2 separate regions of the Mus musculus genome follow, and region 2 is linked to region 1. Evidence: chromatin loops called from intact Hi-C (ENCODE). Cell type or tissue: heart. All regions are shown on one strand. Links, peaks and the distances in the headings refer to the core of each region. The heading gives the core; the rest is flanking DNA.

Region 1 (11,371 bases), core at 2,038-10,037:
GTATGAGTCTATACCTCTCTCCACACGTCCTGCATTACTGTCATGACCACAGTTATGAAGCATCCTAGGACTAGGTTATAGGCTCATCTTCTACCTGACCGTGAGCTCTCTGGGAGAAGGAATGACACCACTTCTCCATTTTTTTTTCCTTTTTGCATATGTATGTGTGATGTTTGTACATGTGCGTACATGTGTTTGTAGGGGTACCACATTTGTATGTGGACTATGTATGTGGGAGCCCGAGGAGGCTTATTATCAGGTGCCTCCTTGGTGGCCCGCTACCTTATTCATTGAGGCAGGGTTCCTCAGTTGAACCTAGAGCTCACTGATTTAGCTAGTCTAGCTAGCCAGCTTGCCAGCAATTCCCTGTCTTCACCTTCGTAGGGAAGCTGGAAATACAAAGAGGCTGTCATACTCATTCAGCATTTCGCTAAGGACCCAAACTCAAGCCCTTGGATGTGTACAAGTACTGTATCCGATGGACTACGTACCTGGCCTCTACAGTGCTACTTTTTCTAAAGCACCTACAACATCCCATCTCAAGCTCTAGTTGCCTTGTCCCAGCCAGATGGAGAGTAGAGACTTCTGGGATAGGAACTGCATTTAATTCCACTTGGACTTTTCAACCCCACCCAGGGCCAAACCCAAAGGTGAGGAATGTGATTCAAAGGCTTGTTGAAAGAGACATGTCTAAAAATTACCATGGGATGGCTTTATTATGTTAAGATCATAAATAGTATTAGCAGCCACTTAGCTTCCAAAGAGAAGGCTTGTACAAAGATACATTTTTGTGTCGCCAAGTACATGAGTATATGATTTGACTCAATGTCACTGAATGCCACGTTACAATAAATTACATAGACAACACCATCCTAGTTTTAAATACTATATGGCCAGGTGATTGGTTGGAGAATCCCACAGCAGCAGGGAAATATAGATGTGAGCACTCGGTGAGTCACTCAACATCGGTGCGCCTAAAGAATGCATTCTGTTCTCCAAAGCAGCAGGAAACAGAAAATACAGCCACTGACAAACTAGAATCGTGCTTAGCATGGGAGGGGGCATTTCCATACTCTAGCAGGCACTGTGGAACTGGGTATGGGAGGGTGAAATTAGCTCAGTCACCTCTCTGTGAGTCCTTCAGAGTCTACTGAAGCTTTGATTCTCTCTCTCTCTCTCTCTCTCTCTCTCTCTCTCTCTCTGTGTGTCTGTCTGTCTGTCTGTCTGTCTCTCTCTCTCTCTCTCCCCCTTCCACTCTCTCTCACTCTTGCTGCTCCCTCTGGCTCTTGTTCTTGCTCTCTCTCCCTCTCATTAGCACACTGAATGGGTTTATTTTAATTACAGGTATATTGCCTGTAATTCATTTTTTCAACAACTAAAGGAGATTACAAAATAAGAAACATTCACCACACTTAGTAGGACCAAGAATCAGCACATTAAAGCAGGGTATGACGTCACACAACCATAACCCCAGTATGTGGGTACAGGGGTGCTGAGGCGGCGGGATCGTGAGTTCTAGAGCAGCCTTGCTATGTAGGGACACTCTATCTCAAAAAGAAGCTAAATAAATTTTAAAGCAGGTGCCAATCTGGTGTTTGAGGCATTCTCTACACACCGACTCCAGTATTAACTTGCTGTAGAAAGTTGAACACTTTAGTCTTTTCCTCCGTTTCCAATTTTGTAAGATGGTAGTTACAATACCTCTGAGTTGTTTGGAGGATTGGATAAGTTAACACACAACTGCTCAGCACTGCACTTGACTTGTGTTAGAACAGAGAACTCAGCGGAAGTTAACTTAAAACTGTCAACGAAACAGGACAGAAGAGCTACTACAACCAGGATGGTGATCCCGTTGTGTGGGTTTGAGCACAGTCTCAGACATTTGTTCTTTACATCCAATTATCTCTTAAGTTGATTTTTATATAATCTTGAATACTTGGAAGAAAGACCAGATTTGCATGTGGAAGAGAGAAGCGACTGGAAGTTGGCACCACTCTAACTTCCTGGCTAAGGAGCAATGCCTTCGAACTGGTTTTCTCTGACCCTCAACTGGAAAACAAGGGAGCCAATTAACCCTCCTCTACCTCTGTTGACTTGGTACAGGGATACTGAAGGTGATAGATGACTGGATGAATTTCAAATCAAGAATCCTGATTTGAAAACCCCAAATAGAGTTCAGGAAACTGGATAAATTTATTTATTTATTTTCTAGCCTGGTCCTTATGTGTCGTCACCAGACATCAAACACAGTGGCACATAAAATGTGGAATACTGAATGCTTACACTAATGTCTCCCCTCCCTTTGACTTCGAGCAAAATTACAGTATGACTTCTAAATAATTAGTACCGTCAATGTGGTAAGTAAATTAAATTACAAATCTTCACGTTTATATATAATTCTTTGTACAAATAAATGTTTTAAGACCCAATTGTCCAACTTCTATTTAAACACTAATATTGCTGAACAAAAAGTCTGCAATAAATATTCCCTCAGGTTGGCGGGGGAGGTGTTTTTACCTAGAATCTGGGTTGCAACGCATGTCTGAGTAGATATTTAAAACTTTAATCTGGGTTACAGCGCATGTCTGAGTTTATATTTAAAACTCTAAGCTTCCCAGGTGGTTAGTGAAACCTTGTATTTTGGAAAAAGAAAACTCATATTTTAAAACAAAGTTTGTTATTAATTTAAGAAGTAACTGTTCTCATCATACTAATATTGCTTATAGTTAGGTTGCTCCAAAAATTATAAATAGGTAGTTCACTGGCCCTTCGAGTTTACTTAATAGTTAATTTTTAAGTGAACCTTTATAATTACAGTTAAGTGTATGTCCTTATTTATGTATATATTTGTACTACAATTCAACTCAGGAAAAGGAACACAGGGTGTTTTTCTACAAAGGGTAGATGAATTGTCTGGTAAAATATTTTCTTTCAACTTGCAAACTGAACATCAAGCTGCTGACTATTTTAACAAAAGGTGACTAGGTTGTCACGTTCGCCATGATTGCTAAGTCAGACCTCCTGTCATTGTAGCCAAGAATCTCAAGACCAGAAAGTGCTGAGTCTTTCCAGCCCTTTCTTCCATGAGCATGGTGGGTTACCACACATCTCTTCAGAAGTGAGCGTGGCTTGGCCGAGACAGCAGCACTCCACCTGGCTGGCTGCCGTTTCCCTGTGTGGCCTATTCACAGCCATCGCCCCGTCAACTGGAACTGAAATCTGGACAGCTCTTCCCAGGTAATGGGGGCTCCTGCTGGAGAGGGTATGCAAAATACTGGGGTGATACCAGGAAACCGGACGGTTGGGTTAGGTGTATGGTGTGACCAGTGGTGTAAGGTGGGGGTGATGAGGGCACCAGGCAGCTTGGCTCAGCCCTGGCAAAGGAGAACCTCCGCACAGATCCTCCCGTGGAGCTGGAGCTGGTAGCGGTGCTGGACTGCCTGGAAGCTGCTCTGAGGCTGGTGGAGGTGAGGATCATGGGCAAGGTCTCTGTCTGATAGCTTCGGAGCGAGAAGCGGATGGGCTGCTGAGAGGGCTCCTTGGGTCTCAAACAGGTGCAACAATAGATAGCCACTAAAGAGCCCAAAATGATGAAGGCGATGAAGATGGAGCCGACGATCAGGAAGGGGACATAGACAGGTTCTAAAAGGCAAAAACAGACATACACAGATGCTGGGTACAAGTCACTCAAACCCTACCCTCTGCTCTGGCCTCTTAGAGACGGGAGGCAGAGGCTCATCATGGCTGTCAGCTTGCCTGTGACTGGCAACCCCCAAAGTACAAACCATGGTGATGGAATGCTCTTGCTACTCCTAGCAGGGAGGAAGCAAACTGGTGCTGTAGCCTCTGTTAGCAATCAGCCATCATATTGAACATCTGGAGGTCAGAAAGCCTATATCGTCCTCTTGGTGCACTGAAGGGAGAGGGTAAGTTTGGGGGATCACCATGAATGTGCATTTAAATCTAGGTTTTAGGGGTTTGATCATGGTGGGACACTTAAAGGTCTAACCCATCTCCTAGACTGACAATCCATCTCCTGTCCAAATGCTTCCTGTCTAAGCCAGGAGAACCAAGCCTGTTGAATGAAGCCCCGGGGTGTTACAGAGCTCTAGAAAGAGCAGGAGAAAGCAATCCACAGTGAGCCCCAATTTACTGTGTCTCCCACCATCTCACAAACCATCAGTCCTGACTCCAGACATCATACCTCTGTGTCTACATTCCCACCCACAGAAAGAACAGTGTGTAGTTCTCAGTACTGGTGACCCAGACTTCTTTCTGAGCACATCCCCAAGGCAGAGCAAACAAACTCTCCTTTGCTTCCATCTCTAAAAGGCAGATAGAAATAAGGCTTTCTTTTCCAGAGGTATCAGGGCAGCTGCCTTGGTCTCTCCCCTGTGTGAAAGAACCACACTGAGAGGCAGGCTCCAGCTTCCGGGCAGCAGACTGGACACGTGGGTTTACTAAGGCTCTCGAGCCTGATTTTCTGTATCAGGTTGAACTTTTATCACAGAGGCCTTGAGAGATAGCAACTCCCTCTTATCCAGATATAAATACATATATTTTCTAAAGACTCAGCCAGGGTAGGACAGGTAGCAGCTACCCATGGGCTGCTAACTGTGAGCTCTTCGGCATCCCTTACACCCCCCACCCCCCTGTCTCCGTCTCTGTGTGAGTACCAGTGGTATAGAAGGCCAGGTGAAGTTGGCCTGCACTCCCTGTGCACTGGAGTCAAACAGCTGTATGCTACTGTCATCAATAAACTGACTCTTTGATGGCAATATGCCCGTTTTAAATTCGAAAAATGGCCCAGCGTAGTTAAGTCACCAGAGGTTAAAGTGCTGGCAGGAGGCAGAGCACTATCCATCTGGTTTGGCCTGATCTCAGACTCAGTAAGTGGGGAGAATGCTCCAATCCTCTAGTCTCTGTTTTGGAGAACAACCCCCCTCCCGACTCAGGAGGCAGGCTTAGCATTGCCTAGAGAAGCAGAGAAGTTTGGTTTTTCTAACATGCTAAGATAGCCCTGAGTTCCTGCTTTCTGCTATGTAGTCTAGAAACTACTTCCCAGGTCCTCAGAAGTGGGCTTTTTAACACTCTCCCCTCCCCGCCAAAATTAAACCCCAGAGGAAAACCCTGTTTGATGCTGACCCCTCCCTCCTCTCAGTTATCATTTGGACGACAGGACCTGCTTCTCTCTCCCTGTCTTTCTGGGGATCAGAGTGTGCAGGCCCCACACTGCCACCTCCCAGTCCTGGGGAGACACAGGCTCTCAGCTCCACACACTTCTCGGGTTTCCTGGCAGTAAAACCTTCGCCTTGAGCCTTAAAAGGTTTCCCTGATGTTCCAACTCAAGTGGAAAACTTTTTTTTCAAGGTGTAAATTTCCTCAGCTGGGGTCCTGATTTATTCACCTCTTAAGTGAGCAAGTGGACAAGTGAGCGGAAATTTGACCCGTGTTTTCCGACGTGAGAATAGGGGGCCTGAGAAATCCCTGTGACCCGGAATTTTAAATCCTCACCTCCAAAGACTTGGGTGTTTCTGAAAAGCGTGACAATAGGGGGTGGACTAGAGAGGGTAATTGGATGCAGAGAATTGTAAGGAAGTTGGAAGAGTGACGAAATGCTACTACTCGACAAAAGAAAATAAGGGGGTGATCAGAGTCGAGTTCCCTGGCACCCGCACTTCCGGAGTTCCCCCACTTGACCAGAGCGCCCAGGAAACCCAACCTAGCTCCAGCTGTCTACCCTAGAAGCACCAGGTTCCCGCCAGACCAGCAGTTCCTGCGAACCCTTGCAAACTTTCCCTAGGGCCGAACCATGGGCATCACGTGCAGCCGGGACCCAAACTGCAAAGCGATAGGACCCCTGACCTGAAATACGATCACCCTCTTTTTCTTCAATCCCCAGACCCAGAGGTGGTCCACTTTGTGGCCCGAGCTAGTAAGGCGTGCCTGTGTCGGGTGGGCGAGCCATGTCCGCCCAGGGATGCCGCACTTACGCGCGGTGATGCCAGGATGCTCCAGCTCTCCGCGGTCGTTGGTGCAGCCCCCCTGCTCCAACCTGGCGTCGGCTGCCGCGCAGCAGTAGCGCAGCGCACACGAGCCGCAGCAGATGGTGGCGTCCTGCGTGTCGAAGTCCTCGGGGCACTGGAACCCCTCGTGATAGTTGCCCTGCGCGTCCACCCAGCCGTGGCAGTATTCCCCAGGCTGCTGCGCGCCCGCCGGGCCCCAACGTAGCAAGCCCACGAGCAGACAGAACGCCAGCAGCGCCCCCATCGCCGCCCCGCGCCCGGTGGCAGCTGGAGAATCCGAGGGCGGAGCCGGAGCTCCGGGGGACCAAGGTTCCGCCTCCCCGAGGCACCACGCGGCCGGTTGACCTCCCGGTCAAGAACGCGTTCTCGTGGGTTAGCAGCGGCTGGGCAGGAGGCGTGGGCTGCTCTGCGGGCTCCGCTGGCCGGAGGACAGCATGGTGCGCGAGGGTGAGGGGACCAGGGATCGCGGGAGGCCACCGCGTAGGCTGCGACTGAAGCAGCGGCCGCCTTTAGCCAGGCTCATCGCGCTAGGAGCACCCGGGGCCAGGCCGCTATTCTTGCGGGCCGTCGAGCCCTGAACGACCAACTCCAGGGCCGGGCAATGTCCCAATCGTGGGCTGTCGCCCGGTACCCGGCAGAGCCGGGAACTGAGCTTGGCTCTCCACGTGCAGGTCTCGGGGACCAACGGCTAATTCCGCTCCCGCCCCTGACTGTCACGCAGGCGGGAGACAGCCCAGTCGCGGCCAAGTGCAGAGGGCCTGGGGTGGCTGACAGCTCTGCCTGGAGGGCGTCCCTTAAAAAGGCAGAGGGAGGAGGAGACTCGAGGGTGAGGAAAGTCCGCCCTCCGGGGTCGCCGCGCGAGCTAATCACAGCGGGTGCACCGCGATGCGGTCCGCACGCCCGCAGGTTCACGCGCGTCTCCCCTCCGCCCCCACCCACGGCGCTACCCCGGGCCTTGGCGGTGACCCCGAGGGGACCAGGCCGAGCCTGCCACCTAGCTGTCACATAGCCAGGGGAAAACCTGCAGAAGGATGAGGAAGACTACGGTCCCGCTTCCGTCCACGCCTGCCAGCTCACGAGGGGACTTGCGCCGCGCTTGAGTTCCACGGGTTTCTTTTAAAAAACGAGCGTGGCGTCTGAAGTCCCCTAACTGTTCTGTCGGCTTGTGCACAGACTCAGTTTGTCCCTGGGCCGCCGATTCTGAGGATTCGTTCGATTCCGATAACCTGATTTTTAGGGTCACCAACATTTGCACCTCACTCCCACCCCTTCACCCCTCCTTTCCAGCTTCCACGAGTTCACGCTCAGGCGCCTCCTTCCCGCACCGCTGAGCCGGCGCCGGGGAGGACCCGGGTCAGCCCCGCCAGCCTCACTTCAAAGGCCAGGATTTCGGTGTTCCGCGCCCGCAAAGGAAATAAAAGAGCAGAATTAATGATAATCGAGCCTATCTGAACTTCTGTTCGGGCAAAGAAACACATTTATTTAAATGATGTGTCCCCTGTGGGCTGTTTGCAGGGCATGGCTCCTCTAGCCGAGGGAGAGCCTTGTGAAGCCAGAGTTACGTGAAACCGGTGCTAACCTCAAGACTTTATTTTTATTGCAACCTGTGTTTCCTCTCCGGGGTTTATTGGTTCGGTACGTGTGAGGACGTTCGTCTCAGCCACACGGTTTGTCAAACGCTTTGAACACCCTGTCACCGATTTAGATATTAGCAAGTCTCCTGAAACAAATGGAAGAACTTGTCAGAGCACCGCCAACACAAGTATACGCGGTCAGAAGTATTTATTACACCCGCAGCTTGCCCACGGTCCCAGAGGCTTCTAGAAAAACTTCGGTGCTGAATAAAACGGTTTATTTTTAAGTATCTAAATTAAATTCCATCCCGGGTAAAGAACCACTCCTAGCTTCAGGTCTTAAATATTGAGATTGTTATTTAAATATAAAAATAAATACCCAACACGCCACTACTGAGTAGGACTGTGTAAAATTATAACTGCATTGCTCCACAATAAATGTTTGGGGGGCAATAATAAGTTATCAAACTGTTAAGTAAAGCCAAATTACATTTAGGCAAACAAATTTCCTTAACTAAGAATTTAATTGAAGCATGTGGAGTAGAAATTTCGTGGTTAATGGATTTTTATTTATATAGGAAAAAAAATGCTGTCACCGGGCTTTCAGGCTGCTTAAAACAAACAAACAAACAAACAAAAAACAACAAAAAACCAAACCAGTTTTTTAGGGGCAGCAGGGAGGTTGGTTTTGTTTTCAGGAAAATAAAGAGAAAAAGATTTAAAACCACAGCAAATATGAGCTACAAGGATCATAATAAAATAATCAAACTCGAAGACACACTAACGCTTAATAACTTTTCCAGAGCCACACTACTTAATATCTTTTTTTTTTTAAGTTACGATTTGAGGAATTTCATTACATCACAACTGTGTGAAACTGTACAGCAGCCACGGCCCCTCCATCAGTCCCCCAAGGGTCAAGTTTCCTCCTTCTCCAGCTGTTCTTTGATAGCGTTAATATTTTAAGGAGTGATTTGTTGGCACTTCCCTCCCATTAATTACATTTCTCTGTGCCACAGAGGGGTTCTTTTCCCTGGGACACTGGCTATAATTAATTTCCTCATTTAGAGCCCTTGTCTATTTGACTTATTCAGAGGGTGCTCTGCTCAAATTTAGTTGGATGATATTTGCTAATGGAAAATAACCAAACTTCTAAATAAGTTGATACTCCATAAATCTGAGAAGTTGCAAACACTAAAACAACCGTGCATTGTGCTTTTCTCTCTTGCGTCCTGGATCCAGACTGATTTCAGGTTACAATAAGCAGCCCCTCAGGTTAGGAGAGGGACGGATAGGTGAGGGGTGCTTGTGCTGAAAGATTCCCTCAAACTTTACACATTGATAGCCTTTAAAGTCATAAACAATGCTCTCAGAAAGATATTTGCCTCTTTGTGGGCTTACAAATATCTGCGATTTCAAAGATTTTGTTTTTATTTTCCTAGTAAAGATTTATAAGTCTCCAGAGACTCCCTCCCCAAAGCCTTTGGGAGAGTGCCCTGGAGAAAGGTGACCAAAACTCCACACCCACAGTATCATGTACATGTTTTAGACATGTTACATTTCTCCCTGTCTCAGTAACAAAAAGCCCCTATTTTTGTGAATAACACAATCTTAAGAAATCACTTTCCCAGCCTATTCTCTCTTGTGGTCTTCAGGAAATTTCTATCGGAAATGAGCTACATGGTATGATGTCTAGGGTTTTTCTTTATTAAACACTAGAAAGGTGGGGGGGGGGAGTTCAGGGGGGAAGGAGAGGGAGAAGAAAAAAGGAAAAACCCAGAGAAGATGAGATGGCAGCAGGCTGATAATTTCAGCTGAGTAAAGGGACGGTGGATGGCAGAATCACAACTCTGTTTTATGCAGAAATAAAAAAAAAATAAACCAGCTTCTAGCTATTATAAATAAGGCTGCTATGAACATAGTGGAGCATGTGTTCTTCTTACCAGTTGGAGCATCTTCTGGGTATATGCCCAGGAGAGATATTGCGGGATCCTCCAGTAGTACTATGTTCAACTTTCTGAGGAACCTCCAGACTGACTTCCAGAGTGGTTGCACAAGATTGCAATCCCACCAACAATGGAGGAGTGTTCCTCTTTCTCCACAATCCTCACCAGCATCTGCTGTCGCCTGAATTTTTGATCTTAGCCATTCTGACTGGTGTCAGGTGGAATCTCAAGGTTGTTTTGATTTGCATTTCCCTGATGATTAAGGATGCTGAACATTTTTTCAGGTGCTTCTAAGCCATTCGATATTCTTCAGGTGAGAATTCTTTGTTTAGGGGTCTGCAACCCTATAGGTGGAACAACAATATGAACTAACCAGTACCCTGGAGCTCTTGTCTCTAGCTGCATATGTAGCAGAAGATGTCCTAGTCGGCCATCACTGGGAAGAGAGGCCCATTGGTATTGTAAACTTTATATGCCCCAGTACAGGGGAAAGCCAGGGCCAAGAAGAGGGAGTGGGTGGGTAGGGGAGCAGGGCGGAGGGAGGGTATAGGAAACTTTTGGCATAGCATTTGAAATGTATATAAAGAAAATATCTTTTTAAAAAATGTTCTTTAGTACAGAGCCTTTTGTATTACAATCTCTTTTAGGTTTTAGACTTTTCCTTATGTTCCTCAGATACAAGCATCCCAGTAAAACCTACTTGGTCCATTTGGTTAAAAAAAGAAAAAAAAAAAAACTGCACACTTTCTCTGACGTCACTATTGATAAAATGCAGGCCCTTGAGTTCTACTATATTAGGGTTAGGGTTAGGGTTAGTCCCATAAATCATAGATCGGTACTGTAGCCTCCTTTATCAAACTTTGTTGTTTGCTTCTCTCTCTCTCTCTCGTATATTCCTTTGGATATATAGTAAGTGGAGAGAGAGAGAGACAGAGAGACAGAGACAGACAGAGACAGAGACAGAGACAGAGACAGAGACAGAGACAGAGACAGAGAGAGAAGAGAGCTTAACATAGAAAGGGCTGAGAAACAAAATATGCTAAAGAAAGAGAAAGAAACTCCACAGGGACACCCCATCATTGAAAAGAGGCCCCTTGGCATTGCAAACTTTATATGCCTCAGTACAGGGGAACGCCAGGGCCAAGAAGTGGGAGTGGGTGGGTAGGGAAGTGGGGGGAGGGACTTTTGGATTAGCATTGGAAATGTAAATGAAGAAAATACCTAATTTTAAAAAAATGTTCTACAGAAAAAAAAAAAATCAAGCTTTGATTCAGGAAGCTCTCATAAACTACTTGCATTGACCCGGGAAAACAAAGTTGTAAAAAACAAGTTAGCTGTGGAGGTGGGAAGATCTATGCCATCTCGGAACTTTTTGGCATTGTGATGTGTTTGCTAAACCCTTTAAATCCCAGGCTGTAGATTATCCAGAGCCTTCTTTTTGTTTTTGTTTTTAAATCATCATTCCCTAAAATCATGACTCAAGAATAACAAAAGTTTTTTAGCAAAACAACAACCAATAGTTTCTTAACTCAAGCCCTTGTCTGGAGTGTTTTGTTATCACTTCCTTTAACTCCTTTCCTGGTGACCTAATGAAATTCTTTTCTTGGGTCACTCACTGTAAATCTTATCCCAGGCCATTGTAACCCCGAGTTAATTGAAAGATACTTTTTTATTTTTTTGAGAGTTGCAGGATCTCCTACTTACCACTAAAGTATATAAAGGTCCCAAGAAATAGAAGGTATTCTCTCAGACCCCGGAGACTGGTCCCCAAGGAGGTGTTTATTGGACAGTCAATTTCTCATGATTGATTAAACATGTTCTTCCA
Region 2 (11,371 bases), core at 1,694-9,693, 120 kb before region 1:
TCATAAAAAGTCATGAAGGCTGAATACTGAAGTTCTTTGAGACGTTAAACCAAAGCCAGCGAATAACGAAAAGGAACAATAGGCGATTTGTAAAGGAGGAAGGGGCAGAGAAAGAGAAACAGCCCATGAAACTAAAGCCAAAGGGACTTTAACATAGGTCGGGATGGGGGCGTGGGGGGATAGGATCAAAACACACTGTGTGGAAATATCAAAGAAGTAATATTGTTTTCAATCCAGGAATATTATTTTACAAATGGAGTCAACCAAGTCTTAAAGCTAGAGACAGTGTCAGAATCATTAGCGGTTTGAGGCAGCTCAGGGATTGATTGCCGGTCCTCGTTCCGTCCCCAGGGGGCATCTCAGGACACTTGGTGGTCCACGGATGTCTCATGTTCGTCCATCTGATAGCACAGACCTCCAAAGGTGCTCTTGTCCCTGGAAGGTTCTAAAGCTGGGTAAATTTTATGCACATCCTGCAGCCACTGAGACTCTAGCTCAAGGCAGATCTGCATAGGACAGACCCTGTCAGGTCAGCATTTCCCAACGTTCCCTGAGTTCTAGACCATTCTTCCCTAAGTGCTCTGTACATTACACAGACATCCTCCCACCTCCACTATAAATGTTGGCCACCAGGCCCAGTTCCTTCTCTGTTTTTTTCCAGCCAATTCTAGATGACTTGGAATTCTTACTGAAATATAAACATGTGAAAAGTACTCCCATACTGCTGGTGGAATTATCACAAGAAAAACTGTGATAGTCTCTGCAGACCCAACCGTCCAGGCCAAGCTGCATTTTCTGTCTGTGTTTGATTGATTCCATGGATGCAAAACCCACAGGGCCAGCCGTCTTCCTTCCTGTCTTTGGCGAGTCCTTGTTACTCATAGACAAAAATATTCAGTGCTTTAAAGGAAACACTGGGAGATGTTTGCACAGCAACCAGTAATGTGGCTGATCTCGATCTTATTAAATTCGGGATGCTTAATTAATCCACCAAACCTTCTGCTTACTTTCCAGGACACAGTAATTTATGAACGACTTGCAGAGACCTCAAAGTACAAAGAAATCACCCTAAAACACTTGGAACAGTTTGCTACAGAAGGTGAGCATGATATGGAAACAGAACAGGATTGACAGCTTCCAAATGCTGACACCATTGCATACACTAGCAAGATTTTGCTGAAAGGACCCAGATATAGCTCTCTCTTGTGAGACTAGGCCCGGGCCTAGCAAACACAGAAGTGGATGCTCACAGTCAGCTATTGGATGGGTCAAACGGCCCCCAATGGAGGAGCTAGAGAAATTACCCAAGGAGCTAAAGGGAACTGCAACCCTATAGGTGGAACAACAATATGAACTAACCAGTACTCACCCCCCACCCCCCGGAGCGCTTGACTCTAGCTGCATATGTATCAAAAGATGGCCTAGTCGGCCATCACTGGAAAGAGAGGCCCGTTGGACTTGCAAACTTTATATGCCCCAGTACAGGGGAATGCCAGGGCCAAAAAGGGGGAATAGGTAGGTAGGGGATTGGGGGGGGTGGGTATGGGGGACCTTTGGGATAGCATTGAAAATGTAAACGAGGAAAATACCTAAATAAATAAATAAATGAATAAATAAATAAATAAAAATAAAAAAAAAAGAACAGGATTGAAACACAAAGAAATCATAGGCCTTTGATATTTTGCAAGGCTATTGGCAGTTTTACTCCATTGGTTATTGGTGATAATTTAGATATTCCTATGCTTAGACATTCACACAGTTTTTCTTAAAACACAAAACAAAACAAACAAAAATTTAAAATGCTGAGAGACAAGAGACCTTGTCCCCATTTGAAGGAGTCAGGCCTTTAAATCTGTGCCACTTTTTAGAATGGATATCATCTAAATGCTTTACCTTGCATCTCATGGAATTTGCTAAGGGAAATTTAAAACAAAAAAACAAAAAAACTGAGCTTTTGTGATCTGTATAACAAGAAAGAAATGGCTACATATATGATTACATAAATATTATTATTATTAAGCCCCACTACATGCCAGTGTCTATCTAAGGCCTTGGAGTCTGTGGTAAATAACATCATCCCTGTAGCTGGCCTCCTGAAATACATGATGGTGTACGAGGCAAGCAATACAGGGTCTAGGGAGCCGATCTGGTGAGTGGGAGTGGAAGTCATTAAACTTCTCAGCCCATTAATGCAGAATGTATAGAATCTTACCACAGCATTTGATTGCTAATCAAATCTAATCTAATCACCAGTCTCCATTTTCACTCCTGTTGCATGGCCCTGCCCATGTCGTTGTTTCCCCATAATCAAGGCTTGAAAGGATAGGAATATTTTTTAAAGACATAGTTAGATAGATAGATAGATAGATAGATAGATAGATAGATAGATAGATGGATGGATGGATGGATGGATGGATGGATGGATGGATGGATGGATGGATAGATAGATAGATAGATAGATAGATAGATAGATAGATAGATAGATAGATAGATAGATAGATGCTTCTGAATATAAGGTCATGATTTTCTCCAAGTTCCCAAGAATGCAAGAATTCAGACGTCTACAAGCCCCTGGCCCCATATGCCAGGTTTGTGCTGCCCAACATACAGGCCTTGCATGTTTGGGGAGGTGGTCTTAAAGTCTGGACACCTCCACTCTGGTTAACAGTATTACACAGGTTCTAGTTCCTCTATTTCAATTGGCTTGGCACCCCACCCCACCCCTAATCTCTATCCCATTCCTTCTGACCTCAGGCTGAAGGATATTTCTGCTCCATTGCAAGTAAGCTTCCAGCCAGTTTCCAAATGAGGGAAAGAAACCTGTGCTGTAATGCAGTGCCTCAGATTAGGTTCAGCGGAGCGATCCAGTCGTCAGTAGCTCTGCTCTTCTCTGCCCCCTTCTCAGGAGGTAGAGCTGTCTTGCAGCCAGTGAAGGGGTGCTGGGGAAAGGAAGGTAAAATGGATAGCCTGTGCAGGGAACCCACGTCTGTCACAGGAACTGGGTGGCCCAGGAGTATGGTGAAATGGATGCAGGGCGTTAGCCACACTCCAGGTTTGGGACTTCCATCATGGGGAGCAGCTTGCTAAGATGAAGCTTTTAGGAAAGTTACCCTACATGTAGATGAAGGGTTCGAGGGTCTGGGAATCATGAGGAAGGTGCAAAATTCAAAAGCTGGGAGAGCATTCTAGACATTGGATACTGAGGTTTTGTCACAGCTAAATGGACACATCAGCAAATTGTTTAAAACTCAGTGAGACTACTCAAAATTGGGTCTTGTTAAATAATGGGAGCATCAGGCTAGCGACGAAATCTATTGGGTGTGCTGCCTTTTACAGGGCTGAGGACTTTGTGTTTTGCTGTGGCTGAGATTTCTGAGAGCGACTTCGAGGAGTGGCGGGCCGTCTACCACCGCGCATCCACGTCGGTACAGAACAGGCTGCTGAAGCTGGAGGAGAGCTACGAACTAATTGAAAAGGTGCGTGGAACATTGTCACCTTCAGACAGTGAGTGCGTTTCCGCAAATGTCCATTCTTTGCTTGGGGACCAGTAAAGTGCGAAACCAGTATATGTAAAGGGGTAGTTGTCTAGGGGCTTGCCGAGTTCCTTTCGTGGCATGGACCAGGAAGGACAGAAGGTAGACCTATAGAGAAAGATCTTTACCAGTTTATTTAACAGTTTAATGCCTTCAGGATGGGAGGTGCCTACGGTTGAAGTTCTCTAAATGGATGCTGGTTCGGGTATGTTATAGGGCTCCCAGGCCTCTCCTTTTCCCTTCCTGGCTCCCATGTCTTCGAGTTCTTCGCACAGTACTTTCTGTGATTATGAAGCTGCCAATCCAAGGAGCCCACTTTCACCTTTCCTATCTACCTGTGTTCATCTATTTAATGACAAGCCTTATGATCGAGTCTCGCGATCAATAAATTAATACATCTTAAGATAGTCTAATAGCTTTCTGAAAGGGCCCAAGGACTAGCTGTTATTGTATGTAGATCTTCGCTGTTTTGCGTCATGAGTAGGTTCTGAATACAAGCAGTCTCCCGCTAGTGTATCCCATTGCTTCTGCACCACTGAAGACTTGGGTCAGGTACACACAAAGGCAGCCACTTACTTAAGCACATGGGGACATCTGCACAGAGGCAAGTGTGCTCACACGGACACATACATATGCAGACGCAGACATGATGTGTCTGTTATGTGTAATTACTATGTTTATGTAATATGAAATGATATAGCTTTGTGGATTTGTAATAAACTGTAGTAGAACAGTCAGCGGCCTGGTCCTTTCTCCTGCACTCACTTGGGCTGTAACTACTTACTGTGTTCCTTTATGATCTCTGTCAAATGCCTGCATTTTACAGTTAAACAAAAAAAGCCTATTCGGGCTGACAGCGGTAGATATCCTGTGACTGAAGCTGCATCTGGAGCGAGAATTCTTGTCTCCTTAATTAACGACAACCAACACTTTGTGTAGTCCTTACTGTGTGCCTAGCGGTACAGTGGCACTTTCGTCTGTTGACATGTTTAGTCCTTTTGAGGAACTAATTATCCCTATTTACAAATGAGGATACCCAGGTAACAGAGAGGCTAAGACACTAGACCAAGGTCACAGAGCTCAAAAAAGGATTATCAGACAGACCTCTGTGCTCTAATGTATCTAAGGGCCTTCACTGTAGCTTAAACTTGCCAGTCAGTCTCTGCCCAGTTACTGGATTCCCTCAGTGTCTTACCTGTGTGCAGCATGGGATAAAAGGAGCCTCTGAGGTGCAGGGAGCCTCCGAGGTGCAGGGAGCCTCTGAGGTGCAGGGAGCCTCTGAGGTGCAGGGAGCCTCTGAGGTGCAGGGAGCCTCTGAGGTGCAGGGAGCCTCTGAGGTGGAGCTCTCTGGATCTTGCCAGCAGGTGGAAAAGCTGGCATTTTTCTCCTCTCTGTTAGGAAACTTAGGTACTTCCCATGTTGGAAGGCAAATGGGACTAAGACCTCTGAGGACTAATTCGCCTTCGCTCACACCCTCCCCACACCCTCCCCTTCATGGAACACTAGGGAACATCTTACTCCAGCAGCAGGAGGTTCTTCTCAGACACATGTAATTGCTACATGTAACTCAAAGTATGCTCCTGTCTCCATAAAATACTGTAATAAGTTTAGGGATGATAGCTTGTTTCTTACATAAATTATGGGATATTACATGTCCCTTATACTTACATATTATTTAATAATGCACATAGATGATACACATCTATGATTAAAAACTTTTAACTGGGATACACATTCAACCATTATCCAGCAGATGGCGATCATGAGTTACATTAAAATTTAAGTTTCCTGGGCCCCTTAAATAGTATACAAATACAGATACCTCCTAAAGACTGTCCCTTATAGGAATGAAAGGGGGAATTTAGAGCTAACTGATTTTTAACATTCGTGGTAACCCTCTTGTTGTGAAATCTGTAATGTAGAATGTTAGGGAGACAGAGTCCCTTCCTCAGCCTGCCTGTTCCAAGTAAGAACAGCATTTTGTATGTGTTCCTACTCCAAACATAGGCCTCTTTAGAGACCACTGTGGTCTGCCCAGATTCCCTAAGTGAGGAACTTGGAGGAAGGTCTGAAGGAAGCTTTGAAATAGCTCTGCAAAAAAATATTTTGCCAGTTAGCGAGCAGTAGTATTTTCGGGACTAGGCAGAGTCCTTTGAGGATGGCAGGGCTTTGTATGTGTGTGTACGTGTGCATCTGTGTGTGTGTGTGTGTGTGTGTGTGTGTGTGTGTGTGTGTGTGTGTGTGAGTCTGAGCGGGATGGCTCTGCTGTTGGTCTGAGGTTCCCCTCTGTTAAAATCAGCCGAGTTGGCATTCAGAAGATGTGGTTACTACCTTTGCAAACAGCCCAGCGAGACACCGAAGAGACCACCAGTTCCAGAGACGTTTCACCTGGCTGTAAATTTAGCTGTCACGGCCTCCGAGTTCATCTTTGTCTGAGATACACTGGCTGTGCAATCTGTTCTTTATGACTTTGGAATCCATTCGCATGTAGACAAGTACTATTGGACTGCATGTGGAAAGACGGTTCATTTCTAAACCCTGAGAGCGGTTTTCGCGTTTGCTTTTGCTTTTTAGAGCAGAGTCCATTTCCCAAACAAAACATTGGTAAATCATATTCGCGACTGATGAAAGCTAAGCTGCTCCGGTTAGCGTGAAGGGTAGAGAGGAGCGGCTTCAACTCCTCCTCTGCCTCCACCGTGCCTCATGGTGGTCCATGAGGAGCCTCCCAGGACTCCGGGCACCACTGAGTGCAACATGAAAACTGTATTATGTTACATCTGTGTGTGGGTGTTTTAGGACTGTGCTTCTTAAAAGGATCAGAGAGCATCACTGTCATGCAAGATGCTGCCGAGTATATTCGAATGAGTGACACATGGTGCCGTACACACAGTAATCACATTACACCAAAAACATTCTAAAAGTGGAGAGATTTGGAGAGCTTCTGCTAAAAAACAATATTTTTAATATATGACAGAGTAAGTGAAATTTTTATAGTATAATTAAACTTGTGGTTATAAACTCTCATATCCCTCCACTGTTTGTCCAAACCAGAGACTTGGTTTTTAAATTTGAGTTAAACCCCCTCTTCCTTTGGGAGTTATAACTCTTACATAAGCTTGAAACTATGTGGCCAGGCGTGGTGACACACGCCTTTAAGCCCAGCACTCAGGAGGCAGAAGAAAGGGGACGGCTGTTTGGAGCCAACCTACTCTACATAGATAGTTCCAGGCTAGCTGGTGCCACATAGTGAGACCCTTTCTCAAAGGGTGGGTGGATGGATGAATGGATGGATGAATGGATAGATGGATGATAGATTGATCCAAAAAGGCCACATCCAAGAGAATACTGCCATTCATCCTTTACTGTGACACTGCTCCTTTTCTTCCAAGACATCCATGTCTTAGAATCCACTGGCTTTACTCTCCAGGGCCATGCCACAGAGAATAGAATGTGGGAGGCTTAAAACTGTCCCCGATACTGTCCTCTCTGTGGACAGTTATCATTAGAGAAGATTTGGGATTTAGCGTTTATGGTGTTTGGGTGCTAGTGTTTGCATTCCTATCATAGACTCTTCAGAATAATAAAAACTTCTCATACCGTGAGTTGTTTCTAGAGTAGATTACTAGTACTTAGTTACTGAGTATAAGATGAACGGTGGCGTTTATTACTGGGAAAGGCCAAGTTTCTCAGCCGTTAGAAAGTAGAGAGGATTAAGACACGGAGGGGCTGGCGCCCTGACAGGTCCTCCCCGCTGTCTTGACCCACTTTGTGGTCCGCAGCACCTCCTCTTCTCTTTGTCACCACCTGAGAGAATTTACAGTTGTCTCATTTTGCAAACGACAAACTCACCCTGTTTTGCTGCCCTTCGCCTCCTTCCTTGGGAGGACAGGCACTATATTCAGAGTCAACCTTAGTTCACCTTACGAAGAAGCCGCTTCAGGTGTGCGCTTTGCTTTGAAAAAAACAAAAACAACAGACTATTTTTAAAAACAAACTGAAGTTTTTGATCCATTTAATTCTATGGATCAGAAAGGATTATAAGTAATGATAATCAGGAGGTTTGGAAGTTCTGGTGGTTGTCTCTATGAAGTTTCTCTCCTGCTTACTGTAATCTGCCTTTTTAATTTTATTCTAACATTTGTAAGGCATGTAAATTACTTCTGCCTCATCCTCATATGATGCCGCTATATTCCTTTGAAATTAACAGGACACAGGCCTCTGGTTTAACCTTCACGTAATTAAGTTAAATCATCGGTCGAAATTTGTGTGTTTTCATAGTAGCTATAGGGTTTTGGTTTTTTTTTTTAGTATTTATATTAATTTGCTTCAATAGGAAAAAATTACGTCTTTCACATTGCTGCTAAATGTAGACGCCTGCCGTGCAAAAGCAGGTCATGTACTCAAGAGTTGGAGAAAGCCACGCGAGATGCAGCATATATACAGACTGAGCCTGGAGAGGCACAGTATTTCCCTGGTGACAGAAGTTTTATCTTTTGTTTCAAGTTTTCAGTTGGGAAATATGCTTTTCAAAATGAGCATTTTTTTTCCATCTGTTGACATTTCTTTTCCAAAAACAGATTATGGGCCAGAAGGTCCTTTATGAGCAGAGGAGTGAAGTCAGAACGCTATAACTTTGGTATCATCTCTCCTTTGTGATTAACATAAATCGCCTGCTAGACTGAGGCTTCCTGCGAGCGGTGACTGTGTTCATCACATTCCTCACTCTGTCCCGGTATTTGACTATCTGGCCTGTGTTAATCACTCAGTAAATATTTGACGAATAAATGAATTATTCAGTCAAGTAAATTATTCAGAAACTAGAGCCTCGTAGGTGTTTTCCTAATGAGAGTCTGCCCCCTAGCTCGAGTTTTGTGTGTGCTGACCTGGGTTTCCAAGATGGCGCCACTAAGGATCAATTTAGGAGTGTGTTAGGAAACGAGGAGGTAATTTTTATGCCATTCATTCTTTAGAAATGTAGGCGCATTCACTTTTTTAAGTGCTCTTCTCATGTTACTTATATATAAAAGGAGGAGAAGATGCTTGGAAAAAACTCAAAAACAAATATGTTGAACTCTGATGCATAAGGGGCCCTAAAGCATAGTAATGGGAGCTAAGCAAAAACCTCTGCTTTCCTTTTAGTGATTGGAAAGGAACAGCACACTGACACACACGTACACACAAAGTGCAACTCTAACCAGGGATAGAGCCCTGGACACTGAGACAAGGTATTAAGATAGTATATTGAAGTCATAATCTTTTTTATTTTCTCCTTTATCTCCCTTATTTTCCCTCAACATCTAGTTGATATTTTGAGGATGTTTATAGATTGCCTCCATGTGGTGCAATGCAGACCAACCGTGACATCCATGTGACTGAGTCCAACAGCCTTGTGCCCCTTGTGGCATGTGGCAAGAAGCGACTTAAGAGTTTCCTAGAGGAATTCTGAACTTAATAGAAAGCAGGACTTTTCTTGAATGCCAATGGCTGCCAGGTTCACGGAGACTTCGGAATCACAGTGGAATGCCTCCTCAGATAAAACTACCACGTCTATTCTTAGTAGCTGCAAGTGCCACTTCTCGTTTGTACTAAAAGCTGAGTGAAGGTTTACATGGTGTATTGGGGACTGTGCAGTTGAGAATCCTGGTAGTTTCTGGTTTACTCCTTGCTTGAGAACATCTGCAGCTTGTCAGCTCATCTGCAAGTCAGTCCTGCCCCTTTCTGCACAGTGTCTAACCTTCATGTCCTCTACTCTTCCCCTGATTGGTTTGTTTGAGTTTTTTTCCTCAGTGTCAGAAATCAAACTCCAGGCTTCACACATTCGAGTCAGGCAACAGTACCACTAACCTCAACTCCCAGATACCCTGAGTATTTAGTTCAGGGATCTCTAAAGTAAATGTACGAGATGGTCCGTTAGGATGGTCAGAAAAATGGTGGGCCTTCTGATCGATCGTTCATCTCATCTTTTTTGTACTTTCACAATGCAGATCAGTTTTAATATTCTGAACAAGTATGTCATTGGGAGATGCGTCATTGTCTTCGTGAAGGATTTATTGCTGTGAAGAAACTCAATGACCAAGGCAACTCTTATAAAAGAAACCATTTAATTTGGGGCTAGCTTACAGTTTCAAAGCTTTAGTCCATCCATTACCATCATTGTGGGAAGCATGGAATCATGCAGGCAGACATGGTGCTGGAGGACCCAAAAGTTCTACATCTTGATCCAAAGACTAGAGGAGGCGACTAGAGTCCATACTGGATGGAGCCTGAGCATAGGAGACCTCAAAGCCCACCTACACTTTTCTGGAGGCCACACCTTCTCCAATGAAGCCACACCTCCTAATAGTGCCACTCCCTATAGCCAAGCATTCAAACTCATGAATCTATGGGGGGGGGGGGGGGTATACCTATCCAAACCACCCAGTCATATTGGTTAAAAACTACTCAAGTTTTTTTTCCTCCTATACTACACAAAAAGTTTGGGATGCTCTATCTAATTTCATCCCCAGAAGAATACTATCAAATCAGTAATTTTACTCTCTTCTTGCTGTTGTGAAAGTAGGATTCCCAGGTAGCTTAAGTTACTCGCTATGGGATATATCCATGTTGTCAGCTGGCAGAACAGGGATTGAAAACAAAGTTCTGTCTTAATTCCAGTCTCATGGTGAGAGTCTGTATGTGAGGCTGCCAGGTCGGTTGAAAAAGAAAACAATATATAAAAATATTGGAAACAAAAAAATGAAGCATAATAAAGTGTGCAGTTGTATAATCATTAGACCAGCATTTGGGGTAAGAGTGGGCTCACTTGGGACTTCTCCATTTAGTAAGCGAGGCAGACGATACTTTTTGTAGTATGCGCCTTAAAAATGGACATAACAATTTTCATGATTTCCCTTCAACTTGTGATCTTAGAGTACCCATGATTTCCTGCCATTTCTGATCCCGTGCTCCCCTTTTCTGGTGAGAGTGCTCCTTTCTTACCAGCTCTCCTTGGTGGACTTTTCACTCTGGGCATGGCTGGCGTCTGACTCAGATAGGATAGATAGATATGCTGTTTTTTTTTTCCTAGCCACACCCAAATCGCTTCTCAGAGCCTGATTCTTTTTCAACTGGGTGTGTGAAGTTCTGGCCTCACTTGCCAAGCCCTTGGGTTTATGAGTTCAAATGGGATTTCTGTGGTTCAGAAGAAAACATCAAGTCAAAGCCTTTTTCTTGGCCTTAGAAGAATGACCCAGTTGCGTGATCTCTCCAGAAGCATCCAGCAAGCATTCCTGTGAATTAATGTCCTTAGTTTTAACGCCCTAGCCCAGCTTGAACTAAAAGGGAAGAAGTAGGAGCTCTTTTGTAAGTGAAACCACAATGTGATGTGCTGAAGGATGCTGAGAAAAAGAGGCCCAGAGGCCGGTGCCTGCACAGTGCAGACCACAGAGGAGCCTGGCTGGCTTTGAGAACCAGCTGTGGTACGGAACTGAGAGTCCCAGGCACAGCCGGTCCCAGGCACAGCCGGTCCCAGGATCACTAAAGTTCAAGAACAGTGGTATCTTAACTGGCATCTGTGCCACTGTGGTGGTACCCACCGCCTACGCCACGTGGTGACAGTCAGGCGGCCTCTGGCTATTTCCTATGTTAGGTGGATCATGGAGATCCAGCTCAAATCCTCATGCTAGCTCAGCAAGCACTTTATCAATGGGGTGTCTCCTCAGCCCCCAACCATTGCATTCTTTTTTTATTTAAATTTTTTTATTACGTATTTTCCTCAATTACATTTCCAATGCTATCCCAAAAGACCCCCCATACCCTCCCCCCCACTCCCCTACCTACCCATTCCCACTTTTTGGCCC

Evidence for each region. Hi-C counts contacts between places; a loop is a spot of excess contacts. Peaks named below come from ENCODE experiments on the same cell type or tissue, not always from the same donor. Only the 100,000 strongest peaks of a DNase experiment are listed, where the experiment ranks them.
Region 2: it touches region 1 in a loop (6-fold over the local background); 7 of 42 quality-filtered maps call a loop at or near these places.

The regions. Positions count from the first base shown.
Region 1 is chr5:67,603,307-67,614,677 of GRCm38, reverse strand. It overlaps Shisa3 (shisa family member 3), which reads right to left and starts at 6,795. Exons shown (of 2, transcript NM_001033415.3): 1 at 5,994-6,795; 2 at 691-3,642. The coding sequence starts at 6,270. The coding sequence ends at 3,203. In heart, for the core only: a CTCF peak has its summit at 7,034; a DNase peak (open chromatin) is centred at 6,567; H3K4me3 peaks cover 2,610 bases; H3K27ac peaks cover 1,467 bases; H3K27me3 peaks cover 5,527 bases.
Region 2 is chr5:67,721,897-67,733,267 of GRCm38, reverse strand. Atp8a1 (ATPase, aminophospholipid transporter (APLT), class I, type 8A, member 1) reads left to right here. Exons shown (of 37, transcript NM_001038999.2): 21 at 1,015-1,099; 22 at 3,337-3,476. Among named protein-coding and RNA genes, the nearest start is that of Gm46914, 25 kb to the right of the region's middle. In heart, for the core only: CTCF peaks have their summits at 5,280 (motif pointing right) and 8,907; no DNase peak of the experiment used is centred there.